Linked DNA regions of Homo sapiens: region 1 is linked to region 2. The links are chromatin loops, found by intact Hi-C in ENCODE. Cell type or tissue: heart right ventricle. All regions are shown on one strand. Links, peaks and the distances in the headings refer to the core of each region. The heading gives the core; the rest is flanking DNA.

Region 1 (5,380 bases), core at 132-5,131, 350 kb before region 2:
AAAGGTTAATTTTTAAAATCTTGAAAACAGATCCACACTCTTTCTATCCTGCTCCTCGGTCATCTCAGCACATCCTTCTGTCTTCAGCCACCTTATGATTCAACATGGTGTCCTTAGTGCCAAGCAGCACGTCCTGAGCAGCAGGGCCACTGGGAGGACACAGAAGCACACCCCCTGATGGAGTCAGTTCCTTCGAGGCACCCTGCCCAGAAGGCCCACCCCACAGCTTCATTACTTAGCCACTGCCAGAATGGCATCACGCAGCCCCATCTGGCAGCAAGGGAAATTGAGAAATGCTTTTAGGCTGGGTATACTGCAACCCTAAGTAAAATTGGGGCTACAGCCTAAGGAGCAAGGGAGTGTATCTGGGTGGCAACTGGCAGTCCCTGCCCCTTGGCTGAGACATGTTCTGTCACCAAATACACCGAAAAGCCCCTTCCTCCCACTTCCCAAGTCTGCATGATAATTAACTGATGCCCAATATCCCACAATCACAGATGATGAGAGACCACCCTCCAGTCTACGGGGCACCCCAGGAGACTCATCCACCCGGGGCCAAAGGACTGATCCTAAGCCAACAAGGCAGACTAGGGCAGACCAGAGTTGATGTTTCTGAATTTTAAAATATAGTCAAGAAGGGTAGGGCAGAAAAAAGGGACATCAAAGTTCTAGCCTCTTGAAGTGGGACAAATCAAGTGAGAGAGTATTAATAGCTATGTTCCTAAAGGGGCAAGTGACAAGCCCTGACAGAGACGGACGGCTACCATGGCTCTGTGGCCATCAACAGCCTAGGAAGTGAAATCTGATGTGTCCTGAGCTCCATGTTGAAAATCCAAAAATAACACAGGCTGCTGCCAAATGCGAACCTTAAGCCCACAGGCCCTCTGAACGCTGTAAAATCAAGACAGACTGCCAGCTGCTTGCTTCAGCCTGGAGGTGTTAAGTAGCAGGAGTCTCTTAAAAGTTTCAAATGAGTCAAGGCTTTCCTCTAGACTTGTCAATAATATCTTAAGAGGGAGTACACCACAGGGCAGGGTCAAAGGAGAAAGTTCCGAGGAAACCCAGTCGGCTCTTGGTCATCCAGGGACAGGGAAATGTGTCTCTGGGACAGCAGTGACCGGGACGTGCTCCCTGTGCAGGCAGTATCTAGGATTATCACTACCCCAGTCTAGTGATCGTGATGAAGCAGCTACAGACTGCTATGTCGGTGATCAGAGAGCAACACAAGTCCATCTGATTTGCTTTGCTTAAAAACAAAAGAAAAGAAAACAAAACAAAACAAAAAAACAGTGAAAAAGAAAGCTACAGAACAGTAAAAGCATCATGACAATGCACAGGTTTTATTTCAAGTTATTCCTCACACAGTAAGGAAGCACTGCCAGTTTTATCAAGGTCACTTTTAAGGACTTAGTTGGGATCTCAGATAGCCACAGCCGAGGGACAGAGCCCCATTGGGGATGGAAGACGATGGGGGCACAGGAAACCCCGCTGTTCAGACCTCCGTGAATTTGAAATTCTCCAGGCTACACCAGGGAGGAGATGAAACAGCAGGAAGCTGTATGTATCTTTATGTATCTTTTTTTTTTTTTTTTAATGGATTCTTGCTCTGTCGCCCAGGCTGGAGTGCAGTAGCACGATCTAGGCTCACTGCAACCTCTGCCTCCCAGGTTAAAGCGATTCTTGTGCCTCAGCCTCCCGAATAGCTGGGATCACCACCACACCTGGCTAATTTTTGTATTTTTTTAGTAGAGATGGGGTTTCACCATGTTGGACAGGCTGGTCTTGAACTCCCTGACCTCAGGTGATCCACCCGCCTCAGCCTCCCAAAGTGCTGAGATTACAGGCATGAGCCACCGTGCCCAACCAAAGCTGTATGTATCTTGACTGTCAAGGTGGAAGCCAACTAAGGTCTGCCTGACAACAGAAGCTGGATACGGTTCCTAATGGAGTCATTCAGGAGACCTAGTGGATTCTCCAACCAGAATGCATGCCTGCCCAATCCCCCGCCTTGCATGACTGCTGCCCTCCCAGACACCTGGTAACAATTTGAAGGCCGGGCGCAGTGGCTCACATCTGTAATCTCAGCACTTTGGGAGGCCTAGGCAGGAGGATCACCTGAGGTCTGGTGTTTGAGACCAGCCTGGCTAACATGGTGAAACTCCGTCTCTACTAAAAATACAAAAATGAGCCGGGTGTGGTGGCAGGTGCCTGTAATCCCAGCTACTCAGGAGGCTGAGGCAGGAGAATCTCTTGAACCTGGGAAGCAGAGGTTGCAGAGAGCCATTGCACTCCAGCCTGGGTGACAGAGAAAGACTGCATCTCAAAAACAAACAAAAAAACCAAACCAAAACAAAACAAAAAAACAATTTGCAGGCTCGTGTTAAAATGCTAACATACCTGGGAGCAATGTCACAGTCTGCTGCTGTTTTTCATTAGCACCTAGTATTGACTTCTCAGACTGGCTAGTTTGACAAATAAAATGAGACTCAGGACAGGAAGTTTTGATGTCAAGGAGAAAAGTCCACAGGATACCTGCTGCCAAATGCCATTTCCCTGTCCAATCTTCCACATCTCACCTACAGGATAAAACCCAGTTGCCAGAGTCCAGTTCATTAATACGGTCATTTGGCAAGTATGTGTTGAGCATCTCCTCTGTAGTGGGTGGGTCCTATTGGTGCTGGGGATGCAGTGACCAGGGCCCAGCTCCCTGGGCTGGCATTGAGGTCAGGGTTCAAAGCTCCCATGACACTCCTCTAACACTCTGCACCATGAACCCGGTCAGAGCACTGTCCTCTCAGCCCTGTCCTCTGTATCAGAGGACTGAGCCCTCCGCTGCACCCACCCCGTCCCACCCTTCACTGAAGACATAGTCTTGACTCCACCACCCCCAGGAAACGGTGAGCTGCCTCCTACTCCCCCTTCTCAGTCCCGTGGAATGAACCAGGGCACCACTAGACTCCATCCTCTTGCTGCCAGGACACGCTCGGGCCGCACCATTAGTGAACCTGTCCATGTGTGCATTTCAGTTCCTGGCTGCCTGTCACTCAACCTCCAATTCCCAAGAACACAAAGAACTAGAAGCCTGTGATGGTGACATCATTCTGTGCATGACCTTGAGTCCAGTCTAATTTAAGTCAGCCTTCCATGAACCCAGTGCTTATTTTTAGTAGGCAGCTGCCTACAACACAGCTCAGCACTCAGCAACATGTCCCCAGCCTGCCAGCTGTTGTGGGCTGGGGTCTGCGGCTCTCCTGCAGTGCTCGGGCACTTGCTGTGTGTGTGTGCACCGGCTGACTTTGCCAACTGGATGGTAAATGTCTTAAGCATAGGGACAGTGTCTTTTCTTTCTTTGTATCCTCCACAGCACTCAGCCCAGGTTCTATCTAGTATTTTCTGCAAGAATTTCTGTCCTCCTTTTTTATTTTTCCTTATTACATAGAAACAGTTCTGGAGCACCTAATACATTCATTCCTCATGATTACAAGAAACTCTTCAGAGGGGTGTGCAAGAGACTCAGATCATCTGAGCACATGGCTATGCCCGAGGTATTCCAGACACTGACAATGACATCCCTTAAAACACGAAGTCATTTCCTTCTAGGTTCATGCCACAGTAAGCAAGACTTCCCCCAAGTATCTGAAGTACTATCGTTTCCAGGACAGGAGGAGAAAAGCAATTAGAAAGATAGGCAGGTGCGGTGCTGATCCAAGGTACAGTTCAATGTTGCCCTGGGAGAGGGCAGCCCAGAAACAAAACCACCCTCGGGACCCTTGAGTCCCAGACCATCCCCTCGGTCCTACTGTGGCTCATTGTTTGTGGCCCTGCCCAACCCCAGGACTCTCCGGTGAAGAACTGGTCCCGCCAGGTGGCGAGCTTGCAGTCTGCCTGACCCCCAAACTCCTATTCAGTCATGCAGATTTGAAAGACTTGAATATAACTATGAAAAGGCAGTATTTTCAGGAAAAAGTAGCACATACTTCTATTTTCAGAAAGCGATATAACATTAAAAAATATAATACACTGTGAGGTGCTAAACATTCCCAGAGACCTAAAATTACCATGAGGATCTGGTAAAAGGGCCACATTGCATCCATAAAGGGAATGAAAGCAGGAAAATCAGTGGTTTTTGTCATAATAAAAAAATTCCCAGTTATTTCTATTATATTATATGTTAAGATGTTTTGTTGTTGAGAAGTAATTAAACACCTGCTAGCTTGATCCAGCCCCACTGCCCTAACCACAGAGGCACAGTGTGGGGCTGCTCTCAGTCCCACCCTATGGAAATTAACCATTCATTAATTTAAAGTGAATATAGAGTCATTTCACCATCTGGATAACCATCTAATGTTTTATTGGGGCAATGAATAGATATGTTTCACAAGAGCCATTATGTTATCTTAGAAGCAATTTCAATATGAAGAATGGGCAACTTGAGCTATCGTCTAATACGTGAATGTGGCACCGTCCTCTGGGCCCTCTCCGTCTCTTCTAAATGGCACACTATAAAATGCAAATGTAATGCAGTCTAATTGTCCAAAATTCATTTAAATGGCACACTGTAAAATGCAAATGTAATGCAGTCTAATTGTCCAAAATTCGTTTAGAAAACCCAAAAATGAACCATCACCATTCTCCCCATGGTAAAGGGTAGGTGCTCCCCCAAACTTGGTGAGAAAAATGACCGCAGACTCCAGGATGCTATGGGGCTAGTAGACCATAAAGACCCAGGGAAGGAGACAGAGAAATAATATCTAAGGAACAGATGCAAAGATGCTCATCAACAAAGTTTAGCTGAATAAATCTATTCTACTTAGGATAAGTGATACCATTTATAAGGCATCAACTCAGGGGTAAATGTTTTATTGACATGTAAATTCAGAAGAACTTTATGAGTTTCCTTTAGAGCAAATTTACAAAAAAAAAAAAAAAAAAACTGAGTTTTTTTCAGTTTTTCCATCCAAGAAAAGGCCTGAACCTCTTTCTGTTCTAAGGGATCTATAGCGCATAAAAATAACAAAGACGGTGGCAGGGCTGCTCCTTGATTTCCCATCAACCAACTCTGAACCACAAAGAGCAGGGCTAGGACTATTGTTACTGGGGAGCAACCCCGCACCGGCATCTGCTCAGCCTCTGTCCTCAGCAACGGCCCTATCTCTGTGAGGATGGTTGTGTGCGTGGGCTACTGGGGACTGGATATCACTCACGTAGATGGATCTGCTCCCAGCTCTGCCAGATCATTCAGGAATGAGCAAGTTCTAGGAGGCTAATTATCTTCTTCAAATTCAGAAGACACTGACTTAGGAACTAGGAAGCCAATGCTTTAAAATATCCCCTTCTCAGTAGGACAATCTACTTGGAGAATCATCATTCACTCATTTAT
Region 2 (5,380 bases), core at 192-5,191:
AGGGATGCAGAGGCAGTAAAGTCTGAAGTTGGTTCAGGCAATAGTGAGTTGTCCAGTTTGGCAAGAATTGAGAAAAGTTTTAAGAGAGAAAATGGAATGGTCTGTGGGGGTGATAACATGGAAAAAACTTAAATGCACTTAAGTTCATGGGAATATGAAGTTTTTGAGTGAAGACTTGACATCATCAGAGCTGAGCTTTAAAGACTGGCTCTCTGCAGAAAGAAATAGAGGACACAGATGAAAGTAACAATAGAGTGCCTGGAGGCCAACCCGCAGACTGGCCAGAGTCCATGTGAAAAGTGCCAAGGGGAGTTTGAGCGCATGGCTGTGGCTGAGGCAGTAAAGTCCCTTCATACCTCCAAGCCTTTGTTGTTTCTTTGCCTCGAATGCCCTTCCTCCTGTCCTTCCTTCAAAGAACTCCTGCGTGTCTTTCAAGATTCAATTCCATTGTCATCTCCTCTCTGAAGATTTCTTGACTCCTCTAGACAATACTGGTTGTTTCATGTGTGATCCTAGAATACTTTGAAATTACCCCTCTTGCTGCAAGCCTCGTATTGTGCTATAAATATTTCCTTATAAGTTGGCCTCCCCAGTGAGAGTCTGAGATCCTCTAGGAAACGGATGAGAGATCGTTTCTTCCCAATAGCAGGCACTTAGTACATAATGTATGGATGAAGGAACAAATGATGGAGAGGGAACATAGGCAAGAGACATTGCAGGTGAATCATTTGAACTGTGCTTATATCCTAAAGAGGTCATACAAACTGAAACAAGTATGGGGAGGAGGGTGGGTAGAGGAGGCAGGAATATGGCTTAGAGTTTGAGCCTGGAGAACAAAGACAAAACAAATGAGAAAACCAGGAGAAGATGCTGCCTTTTGCAAGAAGATGGTGCAGTCCATTCAGGAATACCAGGGCAGATGTAAAAGTGTCTCACATCCTAGTGGTAGGAGACAGTAGTGGGTTAAGAGAAACAAGACATTGCAAAATCTTAATGCTGTATGCAAGTTGAGCATCCCTAACCCAAAAATCTGAAATCCAAAATGTTCCCAAATCTGAAACATTTTGAGACCACAAGTGGAAAATTCTACACCTGACCTCTTGTAACAGGTTCCAGTCAAAACTTTGCTTCATGCACAAAATTATTTTAAATGTTGTATAAAATTACCTTCAGGCTATGCATATAAATGTATATGAAACATAAATGAATTTCATGTTTAGACTTGGGTTCTGTCCCCAAGATATCTCATTATATATATGTAAATATTCCAAAAAAAAAATCTAAAACACTTCTGGCCCCAAGCATTTTAAATAAGGGATACTCAACCCTTACAGTAAAACCTGAATTCAATATTTAACTCCTTAAAAATACAAACTTTGAATTACTAGTTTCATCACATTTAAGTTTGGGTCTTAATTAAATCCTCATCTTCCTGTCATTCCACTTTGTACTGACTATACTAAACTCTTCGTTATTTATCCAAAAGAGCCATGTTTCTTCCTTCCATTACCTTCTCAATCAATGATGTCCTTAATCTCTGCGTAAACTCTGGCAGGGAAAAGTTCAGTTCAGAAGACAGCAGATGACACAGTGAAAAGCCCCATGAGTGGAATAAATGAGAAAGCATGTGTATAAAAACAAGATGTTGGTCTGGATCCATTTGTGTTGCTATAAAGGAATCCCTGAGGCTGGGTGATTTATTTTTAAAAAAGAGGTGTATTTGGTTCACAGTTCTGGAGACTGTGCAGGAAGCATGGCCCCAGTGTCTGCATTGGTGAGGGCCTTAGGCTGCTTCCACTCATATTGGAAGGCAAAGAGGAGCTGGCATGTGCAAAGATCACATGGCAAGAGAGAAGAGAGGGAGGTGCCAGGCTCTTTTTTAACAACCAGTGGTTGTGTGAACTAATGGCATGAGAACTCATTACTACGAGGTCAGAACGCACCAAGCCATTCATGAGGGATCCACCCCTGTGGCCCAGACACCTTCCATAGGGCCCCACCTCCAACACTGGGGATCACATTTCAGCATGAGATTTAGAGGGGTTGGTTTTGAACTGCTTCAGATTAAGCTTTCAGATATCTCTAGGAGGCTTACAGGACCAGATACTTGCTTGGAATTCTAAATTACCTCTATATTACCAAATCCTGTCAATCTCTTTATCAGATGGAGAATACTAGAGCTTACTGGAAACAATACCTCAGAATAAACATTTCATGTAACTCATAGCTTAATATTTGAATAGAATTGTGAGAGCAGCATTTATATCTGTGAGCTCTTTTGATCCCCCACACCCCCAAGAGACAAGGCACGAGGGAAGTAGTTATTTCAAGTACGCCAAGTGCGGTGACTGCCCGAGGGCTCCTGTCGGCATTGCAGCTGCATGCCCGCCCTCTGCTGGCTGTCGGGTGTTTTAGCCTCACTGGGCTGTAAATGAGGAGCGCTGGCCTCAGTGTCACAGTCATTGCGCCCTTTTTCCTGTGCACGCTCTTCACTTCTGTATTTTTTATTCCAAATATTTAAAAAGTGGGTTTAATCATTTCAGAGACCTCTTCAAATGAGTAGGAATCTACAAAAAGTAAAATTTTGTATTCAGCCAAAAGAAAGATTGTAATATTCTTCTGGAGGATTACGTAAATTATTTAATTTTTTAATTTAAAATTTGGTACCCTGTCACAGACAGAAGCTTGTGACTGGTAAGAGCAATTGCTGGTTATTTAACAGTTTTATTTGTGTGCTGGGGTTTTTGTTTGTTTGTTTGTTTGAGATGGAGTCTCACTCTGTCACCCAGGCTGGAGTGCCGTGGTACGATCTCGGCTCACTGCAGCCTCCGCTTCCCGAGTTCAAGTGATTCTCCTGCCTCAGCCTCCCCAGTAGCTGGGACTACAGGTGTGTGCCACCATGCCTGCTAATTTTTCGTGTGTATTTTTAGCAGGAACAGGGTTTCACCATGTTGGCCTGGCTGGTCTCGAACTCCTGGCCTCAAGTGATCCACCCACCTTAGCCTCCCAAAGTGCTGGGATTACAGGCATGAGCCACTGTGCCCAGCTTGTGTACTGTTTTAATAAGATACTTGACAACCCATAATTTCAAAAGATGTGTAATTTCTCTTTGATACAAATGACATATATTTTTCCTAATGAAGAGACTTTCTTTTAAAAAAAATTGTGATTTTGTCCCCTTTGGCTTTAGATTTTAGAATTCAGTGATTTCAGGGCATTCTTGCCTGGGTGTAAACAAACCTTGCTTACCAAACTGAAAGTAACCATTCCCTTTATCTAAAGCTATCTCTGTTTGTACCTTTGTTGGCATCCTCAGTATCTTAACATGAAAGTGTGAATGTTAACGTCAATCAGTTGTCACAAGATTGCAAAGATTTGTCCTCCTGATTTTTCTGTAACATGCCACAGCAAGAAAAAAAAGTTTTTTGGTGAGGTTTTTTGGCTGTTGATTACAATTTAAAGATTATCAATTGATGAACATTCTAAGATGTCTTTTGGGCTTTGGTTTCCTAGAAGTATGCTTGTCTACTCTGAAACTTGTGATCTTAAGAAAATTTAACCATATACAAATGAGTTTGTTCTTTGCTTTCTTCCTTCAGGGGAAAATAGTTCATCAAAGTTTAAATATTATGAATTCCTTCTCACAGAAGGTAAAAATACAGCAAATACGATCTTTGTCAGAAGATGTGCGATTTTACTATAAACGATTACGGGGCAATAAGGAAGACTTGGAGCCAGGAAAAAAATCAAAGGTTTGAAGATATTATATTTGAGAATTCCCATTGGTTAACATTTTGTTTTATGACCTCCTGTGGATTTGGGATTCATGGTTCTCCTGTGCCTCTTTATAGATTGCAAACATTTATTTTGATCCTGGACTACAGTGTGGGGATCATTGCTATGTTGGCTTGCCTTTTCTATCCAAATGTAAGTGACCTTGCTGTTCTCTCTCATGTCTTCACTTCCCCCAAAATACTCTTTTAGTAAGAGGCCGCCACTTTTAAAGTACATTGCTGTCTTTTGTTACTATAGAAATTATTTGAAGGAAAATTGACAAGTGAGTATAGATGCAGGTTAAGTATGTTTCCTTGTTTTAGCTGAACCCAAAGTGCAGCCTGGTGTAGCCATGCAGGAAGATATGTGGGATGCTGACTGGGATTTGCATCAAAGCCTGTTCAAGGGATGGACAGGAATAAAGGAAAATTCAGGTCATAGGTGAGTGGTTTATGTTTATTTATTTTAGCCATCTTTACAAGATGACTATTGAAACATAATGCTTTCTAAATTATATTCTTATGTTAGATTATTTTGCTTTATAGCTAAGAAAGAATGCCTAATTTTCAGAAAGTTATTAGTGAGGCATCTTAAATTGCCATTTTAACTGTATGTTGCTTGGAAATATACATACTGTCATTTTTCTCTTTTCTGTGGTGCTTTAGATATTTCTTACACTCCAAGAAAATATTTGAAGTTGTTCTTATGTAGGATGACGACAGTATTCACCTTAGACTCATCCATTTGCATAGGAAAGAAAGTTTTTTACCTACCACTGATGTCTGTTAAAGGCAAGGGAAACATTTTCTAGGTTTACCCCCACCTAGGCACTTGGTACAAGACCAGAGTGTCTGTTTTCTTATTGTGAAAAGAATACCTCCTTCCTTTTTTTTTTTTTTTTTTTTTTGAGACGGAGTCTCACTCTGTCACCAAGCTGGAGTGCAGTGGCGTGATTCTCCTGCATCAGCCTCCCAAGTAGCTGGGACCACAGGTACATGCCACCATGCTTGGCTAATTTTTGTATTTTTGGTAGAGATAGGGTTTCACCATGTTGGCCAGGATGGTCTCCATCTCTTGACCTCGTGATCCACCCACCTCAGCCTCCCAAAGTGCTGAGATTACAGGCGTGACCCACTGTGCCCAGCCCACCCCCTTCCTTTCTAAGTGCTGAGCTATTCGGGAGCACACAGGGCTCCATTCAGACAGGCCCCACAGTGTTTCTTTGGCAGGTAGGAAATGTGCATCTAATGACAAATCAATACTGCACCCAGATTCAAAAACAAAAAATGTATTGATTTGGTAGTATAGAAATCTGATCTTTTCATGTACTTCAGAAAAGAATTTGACTAGAATAATGATAGTATGGCAGCTGATGGAAACTGCTCTTCTCAAGCTGCTAATTTGAAATATATTTGTTAGTATCAGGATATTCCCATTTAAGAGTACTGTAAATTCTCAAACCATTAATAATTGGAGGGTTTGTTTATCTGAACTCTCTGCTATGAAAAGTTTTCTTAAGGCAAAAGAAAGTCGAATGTTTACTTTAAAAAGATGGTTAAAATGAATACAAAAGAGACTTCCTCTAATGGACTTGCTAAGAGAACAC

Evidence for each region. A loop is a pair of places that touch in the nucleus more often than their neighbours do. Peaks named below come from ENCODE experiments on the same cell type or tissue, not always from the same donor. Only the 100,000 strongest peaks of a DNase experiment are listed, where the experiment ranks them.
Region 1: it touches region 2 in a loop (5-fold over the local background); 18 of 110 quality-filtered maps call a loop at or near these places.

Annotation. Positions count from the first base shown.
Region 1 is chr2:98,156,220-98,161,599 of GRCh38, reverse strand. The region is part of intron 7 of VWA3B (von Willebrand factor A domain containing 3B); the gene reads right to left. Among named protein-coding and RNA genes, the nearest start is that of VWA3B, 72 kb to the right of the region's middle. In heart right ventricle, for the core only: no CTCF peak of the experiment used is centred there; DNase peaks (open chromatin) are centred at 544, 819 and 3,009; H3K27ac peaks cover 4,773 bases.
Region 2 is chr2:97,803,923-97,809,302 of GRCh38, reverse strand. It overlaps TMEM131 (transmembrane protein 131), which reads left to right. Exons shown (of 41, transcript NM_015348.2): 20 at 3,600-3,752; 21 at 3,852-3,927; 22 at 4,098-4,215. Among named protein-coding and RNA genes, the nearest start is that of ZAP70, 93 kb to the right of the region's middle. In heart right ventricle, for the core only: a CTCF peak has its summit at 2,402 (motif pointing left); a DNase peak (open chromatin) is centred at 2,382; H3K27ac peaks cover 733 bases.